Linked DNA regions of Homo sapiens: region 2 is linked to region 1. Evidence: read pairs that join two places in POLR2A ChIA-PET (ENCODE). Cell type or tissue: OCI-LY7. All regions are shown on one strand. Links, peaks and the distances in the headings refer to the core of each region. The heading gives the core; the rest is flanking DNA.

Region 1 (8,329 bases), core at 130-8,129:
GGGCACAACCACTCCTCTCGTCAGAGGCCCTGGCACACCCTTGTGGGCCTCTCCTGACATGGACGATCCCTGGGCCACCAGTTGCTGGCGCAGGAGGTGACGCCTTGTTTTTCCTGTCCCCCAGATCACCAGAAGCTGGAGAGAGAGGCTCGGATCTGCCGCCTTCTGAAGCATTCCAACATCGGTGAGCAGCCTGGGGTAGGGAGCGGGGATGGGTCCCCACCTTCTCCCGGACAGCAGCCCATTCCGGTTTCTCTATCAGACTTTCAAAGAGATGCAGAAAGACTTCCTTTTCTTCTCTGTTGAAATATCCCACCAGAAGCCCCTGAGGACGCCCCCTCTTCTCCCCTGACCTTGAGGACTTTGTCGTATGTGACATGATTCCCGGGGGTGCTCAGAGCCGGGGCAGCCCCAAGGTGGGGCTCTGGGTGCCCAGCTCCACCCGACTGGACAGGTCCCTTTCCCATCCCACTCTGTCCTTTGGGTCTTGTCGGTGGCATTGGTGCAGAGGAAGGTAAAGGACACATTCCTCACAGAGCCCTCTGCTGAGCCAGTGCCCAGCATGTGACCCCCATAACTCTGAGCCGCCATTCTGCTGAGAACACACAGGGGCCCCAACATTCTGTGGCCTCAAGAAAAGCCACAAGATGGCCCAATTACAAGGAAAAGAAAGACTGACCAAAGACCCCAGCACATGCTGTTCTCGGGCTGAGAGCCCCTGACTGTTTTCTTGCGCTGGCCCAGGGCTTCTGGAACTACAGTCTGGGGTCAGGTGACCCTGGCCCAGAGTCAGCTGCTCCACAGGGGTATCTGGAGCCTGGAGCCCAGGCCTTGCCTTTGTCGGGGAGCAGCCAGGAAACGCCCTAGGGACGGCAGCCGCTCTTGGCCTCGGAGGCACCTGGGGAGCTGTCAGGTGGATTTGGGGCCCTTTCCTCCAAAGCTCTGATTCACTTATGCCAGGAGGAGCCCAGGCATGCTTGTTCCAAAGGAACAGCTGGGGACCGGGAGCCTGTTTAGGAGCCTGGGGCATCCACACACTCACCTGGGCCTGGCTCCGAAGGTCGCTGAACCCTCATCACCTGGTTTAGGGGGCTGGAACCACCTCGCCTCATCTGATGCTTCACCAATGAGCTGGGCAGAGGGGCAGGTGCCCCATTGGACCCAGCAGGACCCCAGCATGGAAAGCGGCAGCCCCAACTCCAGGGCCCGGGGCCAGGCTGCAGCCCCAGGTGGGCTCTCAGGGGCCTGCTACTGCAGCTTAGCCCCTGACGAGATTTGCCGCTGCCCACCAACCCACTGCATCCAGACTGGACTCTTCACCCTGGTTCCTCTTAGTAACCCAGGACTTTATTTGTTTGCCACCTCTGTATGCTGCCCACAGTGTTATTTGCTTACTGTTTTTATTTAAATAGATTTCCTGACAATTCACTTTTTTACTTAGCCCTGTCTGTGAATTTGCCGTCTGATGTGCCAGTTAGGTTTTCTTTTAAACCATTAAATAAGTATATAACTATTTTTAAAAAGTTAAAAATGTTTTTTTTTAAAGTGTCCACATGCATACGGCCCAGACTCCCCACACAGACCCCCAGTGCTCCATCTGGCCTGAGCAACCTGCTTCCTGCCGAGGAGGTGGGATTTCCCCCACCAGCTGCCACCCCGGAGCCCATCTGCCTCTGCCCCACCCCACCAGGCCTGCATGGGGAGGTGGGTGCCTGAGGGCAGGGGCAGCCCCCACCATGAGATCAGCCCTGCAGCGCCCCCAGGGAGCAGTGAGGTACCTTCATAGATGACAGGGCCTCCCTTGGAGCTGCCCATGGGGGTTCTGCGGGGGGCATCTCCTCCATGGCCCCTGGGACCACCTCTGCTCTGAGTGTGTGATTTTCATGAAGCATGTCCCAGGTGGGGCAGCTCAGAGGGGCCAGCCTGCTGGGCCCCCAACTGGGCTTATTGGGCAGCCCCCACTGGAAAGGAGTGGGGAGGGGTGAGCTTTTTAACTCCAGAGATTTCACAGGCAAGTCCTAGAAGCAGGACGTTGGTGGGCCTCCCATGTCTTAGGGACGCAGAGGCCAGCCTGGGTAGAATGGGAGCCTAGGAGTGAAGAGAGGGTCCAGGGGACCTAGTGAGAGGGCATCCTTGCTCTTGGGACAGAAGCCAGCCAGAGAGGGGTGAGAGGGAAAGGGGACATTGGTTTCAGATGAGTGCCTTAGCTGGTGGAGTCCCTGCTTGGCAGAGGCCAGCGTCGGCTCACAGACAGCCCCGGTGGGTAAGAGTTGCCCTCCGCCCAGGGTGCTGACCCAGGACATGGTCTGGGGAATACCTTGCTCTTTGAGAATGGGGCTTGGTGGGGGCAGAGAGGAGAAGGCTGGGCTGCTGGGCCTGAGGCAGAGAAGTGGAGCAGGTCTTTCTGCACTGGGCTTGAAAAAACCCCAGGACTCTTAAGTGGGCCCCAGACCCTGGTGCTGAGTGTTGGTCACCTGGGATTCTTCACACTCAGGTGATGATGGTGACAGTGATGGTCACAGAACTGTGGTTTACCTAGTGCTCACTGTCTCAGAGCACCACAAAGGTTACATAATTGATCTTCACGGCCACCCTGTGAAGAGGTGCTATTTATCCTATTTCATAGAGGGGCAGATTGAGGCTTAGATGGGCTGAGCAACCTGCCCCAGGTCACACAGCCAGTGCAAGTGGCAGGGGCTGGGCTTGCCCTATATTTTCTGATTCTGTGGAGGCTTCTGGGGCCTGGCCTGCCCTTGGTGGAGGGCATTTTGCCTGAGGTTTAGGAGCTAAGGAGGGCCATTGGTATGGGGCTGCTGGAGTCCAGGAATCTGCAAGGTGAGGCCTAGGCCCCAGAAGCCACATGGAGTTCCTGGATGTAAGGACGCTATCAGGCTGGGCCCCTGGGAGAACCAGAGCCAGAGGAGGGAGGGCACTGGCAGCCAGTTAGAAACTGGGACAGCGCCGGAGCATGCAAGGAAGGGGGGCTGCTTGTGCCTGAGGCCCAGGGACCTGCGAACCTAGGAGAAGGTGGCTACGTCTTACTGTCTTACCCATTCAGCGTCTGTGGCCCAGTCTCAAGTGGTAGAGGAGAGCCACACCTCAGAGGTTCATCTCTCCAAGACTTGAGGACTGGAGGGAATAAGGCTGGTGCAGTGCAGGCCCTCAAGCCAGACTGCCCGCTGAGTCCACAGCCCTATTCTGCCTTTTGTGAGCTGTGTGACTATCAGCTGCTTACCTAACCTCCCTGTGCTTCAGCTTCCTCATCTGTAACTTCTCGGGGTGGTTGGGAAGGTTAAATGAAATAACACACACAAAGTGCTTAGAACAGCCCTAGCGTGTTGGCTGTCGTCGTCCTCGTTGTTCTAGCAATCATCAGAACCGGCACGTGGGAGAGTGTCCAAAATGAGTCATTCCTAGAAAATATTTGCTGCTTAGTACAGGGCACATCTCCAGCTCAAGGAAAAGCAGGCCTTGAGGTTGCTTGCTTTGTGCTGAAATCACTCACTGTTCCCTCGCCTCTTCATCCGCTTGTTCATTCATCACATCCTGACCAGCTCCTGCCCTGCGCCAGGCAGAGTTCCAGGGCCAGGCACGCTTCACATAGATTGTCATGGGAAGTTGTGCAAGGAGGAAGGAGGGAATGATGGTGGTCCATCCTGCTGACCATGCCAGCTCTGGAATTGGAGCTCAGGGCCCAAAATTTTGGATGATGTTGCATCAGGCAGGGACCCTGCCACCAGCCTGTGCTGGCAGGACACAGCGGAGACACAGAGCCTGAAGGCAGAAGGCAGCCCTGGGAAGACCCAGGGTGAATAATGAGTGGTTTTTGTCCCAGCTTCTCCTCATGTGGAGCTGCACGGCAGCTCCTTTCTGGGGTTTGGAGGTGTGAGCTCCTCCTGTTGATCTCCGTGGTGTTTGGGAGCAGCTGAGGCCCAGGCTGGGACCAAAAGGACCTGGTCTCTCTCTGGCAGAAGGAGACAGGTGACCAGACTGGCAGCGGAGGGTGAGGCACTGGCAGCTGAGGGCAGTGGCACTGCCCTGAGGCCCTGTGGGTGCTCGCTGGGTGGCCAGCTGGCCCGCAGGGCCCAAAGCACTCTGCTCAGCCCTGCCCTCTGGCCTGCCCACCCGGGCCCTACCCAGCCCGATCCTCTGGGCAGCCCTAGGGCTTACACCGCTGGTGGTGTGCCTGGACAGGTACGGAGGCAGGCAGGAGGTGTGTCCTGGGCTATTGCCAGCCCCTCATGGCTTCTCTGTCCCCACAGTGCGTCTCCACGACAGCATCTCCGAGGAGGGCTTCCACTACCTGGTCTTCGATCTGTAAGTTCCAGAGCTGGGGACTCTCGCTGCACTCACTCCCAGCCTTGGCTCAGGGTGGGATCTGCAGCCTCCCCAGCCCCAGGGAATAGTCCCTACCCGTGGGCTGGCCACTCCCTTGAGTGTGCTTCTGCTGCTGGTCCCCTTGCTCCAAGCTGTGCCCAGCCTAGCTTCCCTCGCCTCCCCTCATTTGCTTTGCACTAGGGTTACTGAGGCCCACAGAGGCAGGGCTGACATCCTGGACTCCCCCTCTCCTCCACACAGAACAGGGCACACTGGAGGCAGCGGGTGGGTGGACCCCAGAGGAATAGTCAGTCAGCAGCTGCATTCACCTTCCTTTCCTTGGTGCCCTCATCCCAGCTGGACTGGGGCACCACTGGCTGGCGTGAGTGCACATGTGTGTGTTTATGAGTGTGGCTGTGAAATGTGAGCACGTGCACCTGTATGTATGTGTGTGGGTGTTTGCACGTGGGGGCGCGTGAGCACATGAAATCAGGGTCCATATGGGTGGGGATGTGCATACATGTGCATGTGTATTGTGTGAATGTATGAGTGAGCGTGTGGAGGTGTGTGCATGTGGGTACGCTGGCACAAGTGTATGCATGCACGTTTGCATGTGTGTGCATGCATGTGTATGTGTGTGTTTGCATGAATGTGCATGTGTGAGTGTTTCATGAGTGCGTGTGCAGTAGCTCAGTGAGAAGGTGTCTGGGGCCGCTGCCGCCTCTCACTTCCTGCCGGATTTAGAAGCAGTGATCTCATCTCCCTCACTTTTGACAGTTCCTGCTAAGCAGCGCTATATTTAGCTGTCTGTGAGTCAGTGCTGTTCCAGGACCCTGACCTGGGCAAGGGCCCATAGGCCTTAGCCTGCCCCTGTGGCCTCCAGGCGGCCACACAGCCAGAGAAGCCCAGCCTTGGTGCTATTGCCATGGTTACCCCAGGCCCTCCCCATGGCTGCTGTGAGCGTGCAGGCCGAGCAGAGACAGGACACGCCTGCGTGGGGGCTGCCCTCTCAGCTCCTCCTTCCTCAAGTGACAGACGTCAGGCCATGGCACATGTAGGCCTGAGGAGGCCTCTGTCCATGTGAGGTTCTCTGGCCTAGAGAAGCTGAGACTGTCCCTGCAGGGGCTTGGCCACCTCTCAGGTTCCCCTGCATGTTCCACAAGACACCAACTCAAATCACCAGCCAGGTGACTGGGGCTGACCCAGGACACAGTTGCCACTGCCTGGCTGAGGCTGTGTCCTGAAACGTCTGTCCTGTGGCCCTGGGGAGCTGGCAGGCTTGCTGCCACACCTGTGTGCCCCAGCACACCTCCACCAGCCTCTTTTCCCAGGAAATGGAGACTGTGGGGTGGGGGGTGGTCCGATCCAGGGCCCTTGGTGGCCAACAGATGGCTGCATGTGTTACAGGAGCCGAGGAGGAGAAAGGGTGGTGTGTTCGTGCATGTGTGTGTGCCCATTTGAGAGACTCTCATGTCTCCCGCCTTGCCAAGCACATGCCAGGCAGGTGTCATTGGAGGCCCTGAGGCAGGCTGGGAAGAGGAGATTGGCTGGCGAGTCAGGAAGGACCCTCCATGTCTTCCCCACCAACCTCCATGGCCCCTGTGCCTCAGCCAGCCTCCAGGCCAGCAGAGGGCCGGGACAGCAGTTTCTGGAGTTGGCTGGCATTGCCCTCAGGAGGCCCTGAGGCCCCATAGTAGTTTGGGAACTCTGTGGATTCTGGGGGATTGACAGATATCCCCACTCCCCTTGCTTGGGAATGTCACAGGGCTTGAGAACCAGGCCTGGGAGTAGAGGGTCTCACACACACCTGCACGCCCAGAGGACAGAAGCTCCCATAGGCGCCATGGCTGAAGCCAAGAATCAGCCATGTGTCCCCCACAGCCTAAGGAAAGGGGGCCATGGAGTCATATGTGTGCCTTCCCGGACTGTGTCCCTCCTGGGCCAGCACTGAGTTTCCCAAACTCCCCACAGCAACCAACGTGGGTGGAGGAGCAAACTCCCTTCCCTGAAACTGAACCACTAGATGGCCCTGGCCAGGGAGTCCCAGGTGCCCACCAGCCCAAACTACAGCTTCCTGAGCACACAGAGCACACCAGAGGGCCTGCATCAGCCCTAGTGAGGCACCCCTTGGAGCGACTCTGGGCTGCAGCCCTGGCTCAAGACCGTAAGGCCTTTTAGCCACTGTTCTGTGCCTGGACTCGGCGTCTGCAGAGCCTAATCTGTGTTCAGTGTGTGCCAAGACCTAAACAGTTATAGCACAACACTGGGGCATGCCAGGCCCTTGCCTGGGCTAGATGTGGGTTTTGATCCTCCTGCCCAATGCACATGTATACACAAGCACACATATGTACAAACATGCACACATGTGTGCGCATGAACAAACTGCTCTACAAGTGCACAAGGGCACACACAGGCACACAGTTGTACACACATGCACACAGGCACACATGCAAAACAATATACATGAACATGAGTGCACGCATGGGCACACATAGGTACAGACACACAGACACACATGCACATGTGCTCACATGCACAAGCCAGTATACATGTACACAAGGGCACACACAGGCATCCACACATGTGAACACGTGCACACACACACCCTCACACGGACAGGCCAAGCTCAGGAGCCCGGCCAGATGACCCTGGGAAGGGCCCCGTCAACACTGTTTTGTTTCCTTGTGGTCGGTGTGGTGGTTGATTGGCTGTAGAAATGTGCTGGCCCATGAGGAGTGAGAGGAGAGGCAGGCAGAGGAGTGAGCGAGGGTGAGCAGAGCTCCAGGTCACATGCCAGGTGCTGGTCGGGGACACAGAACAGCAGAACCAGTCAGGCAACAGAGGCAGAGCCCCTGCCCCCAGCCCCAGCCTGGACAGAAAAATGGGGAAAGGAAAGGGAACACCCAGTCCTTTAATGCCCTGCTAGGTGCCAGGGACTTGGGTGTCTTCCCAGTGCATTTCACCCTCACATTGCTCGAAGGATTTTGAGGGGATTCAATGGGATCATCAGGGCATGCGTTTAGCTGGAGCAGGGGTGAGCCGACATTCAACACATGCTCACTTTTCTTTTTCTCCAGTGCTGAGAGAGCACCCACATGTGCCAAGGTCACATGTTCAACAGATCCACTCCCTGGGTCTTCCCTGCCATGGACCAGCCCAGCCCCAAGTGCTGGGCCCAAAAATGAGGAAGACCTAAGCCCTACATTCCAGAACCAATGGGGAAAACTGCCAGGCAGATAGAGAAGCCACAGCACCTGGGCAGTGCAGTGGAGCAGGCGGGGGGATGGGGAAGAGGGTGCGGAGGCAGAGGAGGGGCTTGGACCCCACAGGCCTGCCCCACACATAGGGTCACAGGAAGTGGTGTGGGAGCAGTGACCCTAACCTTCTCAGGGGTGACAGCTTCTAGGGGAGTCTACCAGCAGACTCAAGCAGGCTAAGTGTGTGAGGGGCTTGGGCAGACCTGCAGAGGGCTCCGTCCTACTCCCCTGCCGTGCATCCAGCCCCTCCACCTTTTTGTTCCATGCCCACATTACCCGGCTCCCAGAGGCCCTTCAGATTGTGGCTTCTGCTCACAGGGTCTATCCTGACCATAGGGCCCAATGACTACTCACTGGGTGGAGACACAGGGCAGGAGAGTGGGCAGAGACCTCCCTTCTGCCTGTCATCTCTGTTCTCTTCCTAGAGATGGGACCTCGAACACCTCAAGACCCTGCGCCACCAAGGAGACCAGATTTAGGCACCGTGTCTTTAGGCTCTGATCCTGTGCGAGGGCCACCACTCTGGCCCTAAGTGGGGGTGGGAGAGTATTGAGGAGGGGAAACCAGATCTTCTCAGACTTGGAATTTGAGTCACAAGGCCTGGGTGTAACAATGCAGACCCTGAGACAAAGCTCCTGTGCTGCCCACTCTGGGCAAGTCACCAAATCTTTGAAATTTGTTTTCTCATCCATAAAAATGGAGTATAATCGTGGCCAAAGTCACAGAGTGGTTGTGAGGACTGAAATGTTAAATGT
Region 2 (8,329 bases), core at 239-8,238, 170 kb before region 1:
CAATACTGAGTGTCACGAGACCTTGTTTTAGTCATTTTAAATGGTTTGTTCCTCACAGCTACCTTTTGGGAGAGATGCTATTAGTGTTCCCATTTTATAGGTCAGGAGACCAAGGCACAGAGAGGCTGAGTGACCTAGTCACCGTTACCTGGTTGCTGTGCGGGGAAGCTGGGCTTGACCTCAGGTTGGACACCACGGACACACAGAGCATTCAGGGAAACTGCTTGACTGCTAGGGGACTGGCTTGGAGACATTGATTTGTAGGACATACTTGAGACCAGAGCCCGTGGCCTGGGGTGGCTGCTTGCTGCATTGGCATCAAACCTTTTGTGTGTCTGGCTGAGGTGGCAGGGTATCCACAGTTGGCCTGATATTGCGGGGCGGGGGGGTCACATCCCTGCTAGTAAAGAAGCATGAACTTAGAAATAATGCATCCACAACAATGAAAGGAGCCTGGCGGGTAGGGGAACCTCAGTGAGAGCTGGGCAGCAGGCAGGGAGGCACCACCCTCTAGACAGACGAATCTGGCAAGAGTTGCAGGAAGGCTGGTTAGTGTGAGGTGCTTGTCTGTGTGGAAGCCTGGGAGTAGTGACTGGCTCCAGCCTGTCCCTTTGTAAGTGAAAAGGTTGAAGGCTGCAGAGGCCAAGACCAAGGCCCAGGCTACGTCTGGGTTGCTGGCGTTGGGGCAGACCTGGCAGCTGGGGGCCCAGGGCTGGGGTCCAGGCATCGAGTCATTTTTGAGCACTGAAATCAGCATGAGTGGACGAGCTCTCAGGAGTGAACACTCCTAGGAAGATAAAACCGAGAAGTAGGAAGTGGGCCTGGCAGACCATGAGTTTTAGGCTTCAGAAGCAGGGCAGTGGGCCTCAAGGATGGGTCATTTTTATAATAATGCTTATTTTGTAAAGCTTTGAAAATGAAGAAACCCAGAAGAAAATTCACCGTATTTCCATCAGGTGGAAGAAATCTTGAGTTGAGATTGAGCATAGGCAGAGAAGAGTTGACAGATGAGGAGGAGGATTCATTTGTGGGAGCAGGAGGAAAAAGGGAGGAAGGAGTCATGACGACTCAATCATGGGCTACCTCGAGTGCCTTGCTGAGGCCCTGGCCTTGTCTCCTGGGCCGTGGGGAGCCATATGAGGTTGTTGAGAATAATGTAATCACAGTGGCATGTGAAGAAACTGAGAAGAGACGCAGCCATGGCTGCCATCCAGGTGTGGGATGTGCCAGGTCAGTGAGATGAGAAGAAAATTGATAAGAGACAGGTGAGAATTTCAAGGGAGGGAGTGAGCCATGTCTGCTGGTTGCCTCATACCCATGGCACGTACATCACACACATATATACTGCGTGCCCATACTATACCTTATGCACGCATATGCACACTGTGTGCATACATGCATACCACACACATGCACATAGCACACACACACTGCATGCCCACATGCACCACACACACATTGCATGCACATGTGCACCACACACATACACCACACACACAAACTGCACACACAGTACATGTGCCCACATGCACATGCAGGTACACATGCACCAGCCGCATGCATGTGGCACACACACATTGTATGCACACACGTACCCCACACACACATATAGTGCACACATACTTTTACCACACAGTGCACTGCACACATGCCACACACATGTACTATACACACACACACACATGTTGGCCTAGTCCATTTGGGCTACTATAACAAAATAGCATAGCCTGGGTAGCTTCTGTGAGAAATTTACTTCTCACAGTTCTGGATGTTGGAAGTCCAAGATCAAGGCACCAGAAGATTCAGTGTCTGGGGAGGCCCTGCTTCCTGATTCATGGACCTCTGTTTTCTTGTGGTGTCCTCCCATAGTGGAAGGGATGAGGAAGCTCTTTGAGGCCTCCATGTAAGGGCACTAATCCCACTCAGAGCCTCCACCCTCATGACCTAATCACCTTCTAAAGGCCTTACCTCCTACTGCCATCACCTTCGGGGTTAGGATTTCAAGATACACGTTTTAGGGGAACACAAACATTTCAGACCCTAGCACATATATGTACATTGCACCCAGATGTTGTGGGACCTCTCCTGAGGGGACAGTGAGGTCAACAGGTGGTGAGGTGTGATGACAGCTCTTACACCTGGGATAATGGAAGGAGATGAGGGTGACAGGGATGTTGTCATCTTTGCACAGAGTAGTGGCTTTTGCGCAATGTAGTTAAGGGCAATGTAGTTAAGAGTGTGAACATTTAAAGGGTAGACAGGATTGATTGCAAGAGACATGAAAGAACAGCTGTATTTGGGGTGGTGGAGAGGGGGTTGACAAACCGGGCCTCAATCACTGAGCCCCAGGGGGCGGGAAGTGGGGAGCAGCAAGCTTGACATTTCTGTGCAAACACCTCCGCTTTGGAATCACTGGCTGTGACTTGGGGAGCCAAACCTTGCCTTTAGTCAGGCAGTCAGTGCCTATCATAGGCATTCTCTCTCTGGAGAAGAGCTTGAGGTCAGCCCTTGTCTCATTGAATTATAAATCTATTATAGGTTTGGGGCTCTAGCTTCCTAGACAAAACTCTTCAGGTTAGGTCTTTGACCTCCTTTTACTCTTCATTTTACATACTTGCCACTAGCTTTTTGAAAATCAGAATTGTCTGATCCTGTTTTGTTTTAGAGACAGGGTCTCATTCTGTCATCTAGGCTGGAGTGCAGTGGTACAATCATAGTTCATTATAACCTTAAACGCCTGGGCTCAAGCTATTCTCCCACCTCAACCCTCCGAGTAGCCAGCACTACAGGTGTGTGCCACTATGTGTGGCTAATTTTAAAATTTTTTGTAGAGATGGGTCTTCCTACGTTGCCCAGACTGGTCTCAAACTCCTGGCCTCAAGTAATCCTCCTGTTTTGGCCTCCCAAATCGCTGAGATTGATTGCAAGTGTGAGCCTAGCCTAATCCTGTGGTTTTTAAAAACAAATGGAAGGAGGCTGGGCACGGTGGCCCACGCACGTAATCCCAGCACTATGGGAGGCTGAGGCAGGCAGATCACTTCAGGTCAGGATTTCGAGACCAGCCCGGCCAACATGGTGAAACCCTATCTCTACTAAAATATAAAAATTAGCTGGGAGTGGTGGTGCGCACCTGTAATCCCAGCTACTCTGGAGATTGAGGCAGGAGAATCATGTGAACTTGGGAGGTGAAGGTTGCAGTGAGCCGAGATCGTGGCACTGCACTCCAGCCTGGGTGACAGAGTGAGACTCCGTCTCAAAAAAAAAAAAAAAAAAAAAAGGAAGGAGAGAGGACCTTTTTGTTTCTAGTGGCAGCACTCAAACAGGCAGATTGGGTAGGTCAGTTTCCTGACCATGAGTCTCAGGAACCCGGTCAGAAACCTCACCTACTCAGGAACTGCTTGTCTGCATGACAGTGACTCCTGGTGGCAGTGCTGCTAGCTCTCCCTGTGCAGGTGACCCTGGTGCCTGGCTTGCCACACTCAGGAGCGCCTAGGCCTGCAGTCTGCCAGGAAGGGTCTGGCCTATCCCCAAGGAGACAGAGGGCCCTGCTACCCACAGCACCCAACAGAGCCTGTTCTGTGTTTTTCCTTTAACACATTTAGAACCTTGTTATCCCAGCTCATCAGGAGTGGGAGCTGCAGGGAGACCTACTCCATAATCTTCAACCTGACTGCTGACTCACTTTCCTACTCCCACCCTTGGTGCTGAAGCATGGATGCTCCCTCCCCTGCCTCCTACCATGTGCCCAGGCCTGCAGCTGCAGGGGTGACCAACAGTGGCACAGTGGGGGCCAGAGACACCTGCACTTGACAGGATGCTTATTTTTACATACTGTTGGCTGGAAATAATCAACCTTATTTAAATAGAATGTGCATTCAGAGCACTATAAAAAGCACCCAACAACTTGCAAGGGCTGTTTTAGGAGTGATTCTCCTGCTTCCTTTGGAGGGAATCTGCAGGTTCCATGCAAGAGGAGCCAGGCCAGGGCTACTGAGGACACGGCAGGAGGATGGGGTTAGGCAGGTTCTGTGTGATCAGAGCCCTTTCCAAAAGCATACAGCTTTACTGCAGCGTGTAGTGGCAAGGGTGTCAGATGTCCCCCCTCACTCGAAGGCAGAGACTGACAGCCTTTTGCCCTGGAGGAGGCAGAACCCATGTGGGCATCACTGGTGGTATAGGCCAAGTGACTGCACTGTTGCTGGCGGCAGCGTCCCCAAGGATATCCCCCGGCATTATACTCATTCTCCTTTCTTGAGAGAGCCGTTTCTTTTTCCCAACTTTTGAGGAGTCTTCATGTTTACTCCCTGATCTCTGCCAAGTGCTGGGGCCATGTTGGTCTTTTGTGTGTGTGTGTGTGTGTGTGTGTGTGTGTGTGAGTGTGTGTGTGTGTGGGTATTTTATTTATATATTTTCACAATTTTGACTTTTTTCAAATGGTAATGTATGTACAAAAGTGTCAATGAAGAGAAGTCTCCAGTTTCCAGCCATAAAGGTAGCTGCTGCTACCCTATTGTTCTTTTGGAGATATTCTCTGCATGTTTAAGCATATTTATGTCAGATATGAGTCTTAAAGCTGCTGTCAGTGCTCACCTAGAAGGATCCTGTGGAAACTTGGGGTCTGGGTGAGTCCCCCTCTCTGTGTCTGACTCCTTCGTACCCTGCTCCAAGGGTCAGGCTAGTGCTGCTGCCGTGGCCGTGGGACCGCACCTGGGTACAGGGGCTGCAGGGTGCATCACTGTCTCCTGTTAGCATTTTTTAAAGAGAACCATTTTTCTCTTGGCTATAAAAATGTCTACATATTCTAGGGAGTTTGGATAATACCTAGGTACAAAGAAGAAAGATTCCTGTTACTCTACTATCAGAGATAACCACAAAAATTTAATGTGCTTCCTTTCAGTCTTTTTCATATATATGTGCACACTTGTGTGTATATTATATATTTCTTCTTAGAAATTAAAGTCATACCATACTTAAAAGTAATAATACCCACTTTTCAGTTTTATGGTATATTGAAAGCTTTCTTCATATTACTAAATAGTCTTTGAAAATATGTTTATTGGTTGCATCTAAATCTTTCTTTTGCTGTCCATTTTCAACCTATTGAGCATTCTTTAGTTTCCTTCCCCCCACCCTCTTTTCTCATGTCATTCAGTCAGGAATCCTATGTAACTCCTGGTTTCTGTATGTCATCTCTCTGTCCCACAGTGGCCCGCCTGTGTGAGTAGTTTAAGGCTAACATCTCTTCCGATTGGTTAGTGCCTAGTCCTGCCAATATTCAGTGCTGAATTTTGAATATCACCTCTGATTGAAATTAGTTTCCTTAGCCACTGTGTTTGCTCAGGCTACCACAATAACGTACCACAAAATGGCCGGCTTAAACGAAAAATGTTGATTCTTCACAGTTCCTAGAGGGGAAGTCTGAGATCAAGGTGTCAGCAGGGCCATGTTCCCTCTGAAGGTCTTAGGGGAAGATCTTCCCTCTCCTCTTCCAGCTTTAGGTGGTGGCCTGCGGTCCTTGACGTTTTTTGGCCTATAGGCACATCACCCCATTGTCTCCACATGGCCTTCACGTCATCTCTCCAAAGTCCCCCTTTTAAGGACATCAGTCATAGTGGATTAGGGCCCACCCTAATGACCTTGTTGTAACTGCATCACCTGTGTAAAGACCCTGTTTTTATTAAGGTCACATTCTGAGGTCCTGGGGATTAAGATTCCAACATAGCGTTTTAGGGGACCCAATTCAGTTCTTAACAGCCACTATTGCCCAGCCCAGAGGACTCAGGCCGTGGTGGAGGCCCAGCTTCATGCATAGACAGTGTGCAGGGCATACCCACAGTAGGTAAATATGTTCTTGTCTTAGAACTCTGGCCAGAGAAAGCCTGCCCTCTTGAACCACCCCTTCCCAATCCTTGTCTTGTATGTGCATCTATATAGATGTAGATACATGTAGTTTTGTGTTTTCCTGTGTGAACCAGATCATAGTGCACACATTGTTTACAAGCCCATGGGGCCGTCTCCCTGCCAGGTTTTGTCTGCTAATCTCTGAGCAGGCCCTGGAGAAGTTGACTGAGATGCACCTACTGTTGGAATGTTCTGTGTTCATAGCTGCTGCCTTCTCCATGACTAGGCTTTTGTCTGTAATTTAGATCTTCAGTTCACTATAATGGACTTGTGAGTCTAAACTTACATAATGTTTATATTATTAGCATTGTTACATTTTATGGAAAATATTATATTTTATTTTTAACATCAGCTTCTTCTTGGTAGGCCTATCTGTATTTAGTGCTGTGTTTATAACAGGCCTATACAATAAGATTTGCTTGATTGAGTTTTTTAGGCTGTCTCATTAAACATACTGCTTATGTCTTAACAATGATGCATACAATTTTAATGCAGTCCTTTTAGCTGTGATTTATTTACTATGAAAAAATAGAGGCTAGGGGTTGGATTAGGATTGAAGTTTAGCAGCTGCAGGATGAAGTGGTTTTGCCTTTTTTTTTTTTGAGCAGAGTTTTGCTCTTGTTGCCCAGGCTGGAGTGCAATGGTGTGATCTTGGCTCACTGCAACCTGCAACCTCCGCCTCCCAGGTTCAAGCGATTCTCCTGCCCAAGCCTCCCAAGTAGCTGGGATTACAGGCATGTGCTCCCATGCTCAGCTAATTTTTGTATTTTTAGTAGAGACAGGGTTTCACCATGTTAGCCAGGTTGGTTTCAAACTCCATACCTCAGGTGATTCACCCGCCCTTGGCCTCCCAAAGTGCTGGGATTACAGGTGTGAGTCACCACGCCTGGCCTCTTTTTTTTTTTTTTTTTTTTTTTTTTTAAAGATTGACCCTGCCAAGCAGTTTATAAGAAACCAAGGACTCATGAGCCTAAGGATTTTATTAATAAGAGCCCTCTGGTTAATTAACAGGCCTGGATCTCAGTACTGTGAAGGCTGGCAGTACCAGCTATGGTTTGACTGTGGTCACAGACACTTTTCCTAAACTGTAGGATGCTGCACTGGGGTTTCTTTTCTGTAGCTTTGCCCTTGTCCTGTGATTTCCATGGGTACCATGTAGGAGGGTCAGAAAGGAAATCACCTGAAAAGAAGAGGAGTTTGCAGATGCCAGAGCCAGTGAACTTGAGATGAAACTTGAGTTGGTCACGTCTCCAGGATGTAGGAGTGGCATGGGCTAGGCTGCCCATGGGGTCCTCTGCTCAGGCATGGCTGACTGGGATCACATTTTTTATTCTTTCTCAGGATTCAGGAGCAGTTCCAGAAAAATCCCGACAGTTACAATGGTGCTGTCCGAGAGAACTACACCTGGTCACAGGACTATACTGACCTGGAGGTCAGGGTGCCAGTACCCAAGCACGTGGTGAAGGGAAAGCAGGTAATGGCCTTGGCGGGTAGGGGTGGGCGGCTTCACCCAAGCCAGTCAAAGCTGTTGCAGGGAAGACCCACCAGCATCCTTGAGGGAGTGTTGAGATCGGCTTTAGGATGTGAGGTGTGTTCCTTCTCCTGCCCTCGGAATGAGCTGAGCACACCATCCTTGCTCCCCTTATTCTGTTTGTGAGGTTCTCCCAGCTCTTCTGCAGAAACCTCCCTTTGGGGATGGTGAACCCTGTTCACACTGCTTCCTGAGAGAGAAGCCCACACATCTGATGTCTTCACCTCTTTTATAAATACAGCCATAGACTCTCCTGGGGTTCCTATTGTAGATGGCCAGCTTCTCAGTTTTCAAGGGAATACTCAAACATTATTACCTTGGTGAATTCTCTTTTTTCCTAAAGATTAAATCTGCCTTCAGTTTCCCTAAGAAAAGTCCAGTCTACTAAACGCACAGTGATAGCTAACATACATTCACATAGCATCTGTCATGTGAGTTTCCTGGGCTTTGCCAGCCCAGGGTCTAATAAACTCAAATTAGACAAAATGACACAGTGGGTAGCACCTCCCCGTGTATGGTGATGAGCCATGCATCACAGAGATGAAAGGTTTATGATTTAATTCTCCACAACCTTTAATCACAGGAGAGAGCTCTAAGACTCTGCAGTTCTCTCAGGGCAACAACATGGCTGCACAGGAGGGATGGAGGGAGGGACAGGCCCACCTCATCCCAGCGTCCCCACTTGCTTCCCTTGCTATTTTTTTTTTTTTTTTTTTTTGAGACGGAGTCTCGCTCTGTCGCCCAGGCTGGAGTGCAGTGGCGGGATCTCAGCTCACTGCAAGCTCCGCCTCCCGGGTTCACGCCATTCTCCTGCCTCAGCCTCCCAAGTAGCTGGGACTACAGGCGCCCGCCACTACGCCCGGCTAATTTTTTGTATTTTTAGTAGAGACGGGGTTT

What was found. ChIA-PET counts read pairs that join two places held together with the same protein. Peaks named below come from ENCODE experiments on the same cell type or tissue, not always from the same donor. Only the 100,000 strongest peaks of a DNase experiment are listed, where the experiment ranks them.
Region 2: POLR2A ChIA-PET joins it to region 1 with 6 read pairs; 2 of 35 experiments call an interaction of 5 or more read pairs at or near these places.

Annotation. Positions count from the first base shown.
Region 1 is chr7:44,254,860-44,263,188 of GRCh38, reverse strand. CAMK2B (calcium/calmodulin dependent protein kinase II beta) reads left to right here. Exons shown (of 24, transcript NM_001220.5): 3 at 125-184; 4 at 4,263-4,317. Among named protein-coding and RNA genes, the nearest start is that of YKT6, 58 kb to the right of the region's middle. RefSeq lists enhancers at 1-131, 530-1,029, 4,384-4,433, 5,314-5,393. In OCI-LY7, for the core only: a CTCF peak has its summit at 1,756; a DNase peak (open chromatin) is centred at 5,078.
Region 2 is chr7:44,426,617-44,434,945 of GRCh38, reverse strand. NUDCD3 (NudC domain containing 3) reads left to right here. Exons shown (of 6, transcript NM_015332.4): 3 at 7,243-7,375. Among named protein-coding and RNA genes, the nearest start is that of NUDCD3, 60 kb to the left of the region's middle. In OCI-LY7, for the core only: a CTCF peak has its summit at 3,429 (motif pointing left); DNase peaks (open chromatin) are centred at 3,405 and 3,785; H3K4me3 peaks cover 2,506 bases; H3K27ac peaks cover 3,490 bases.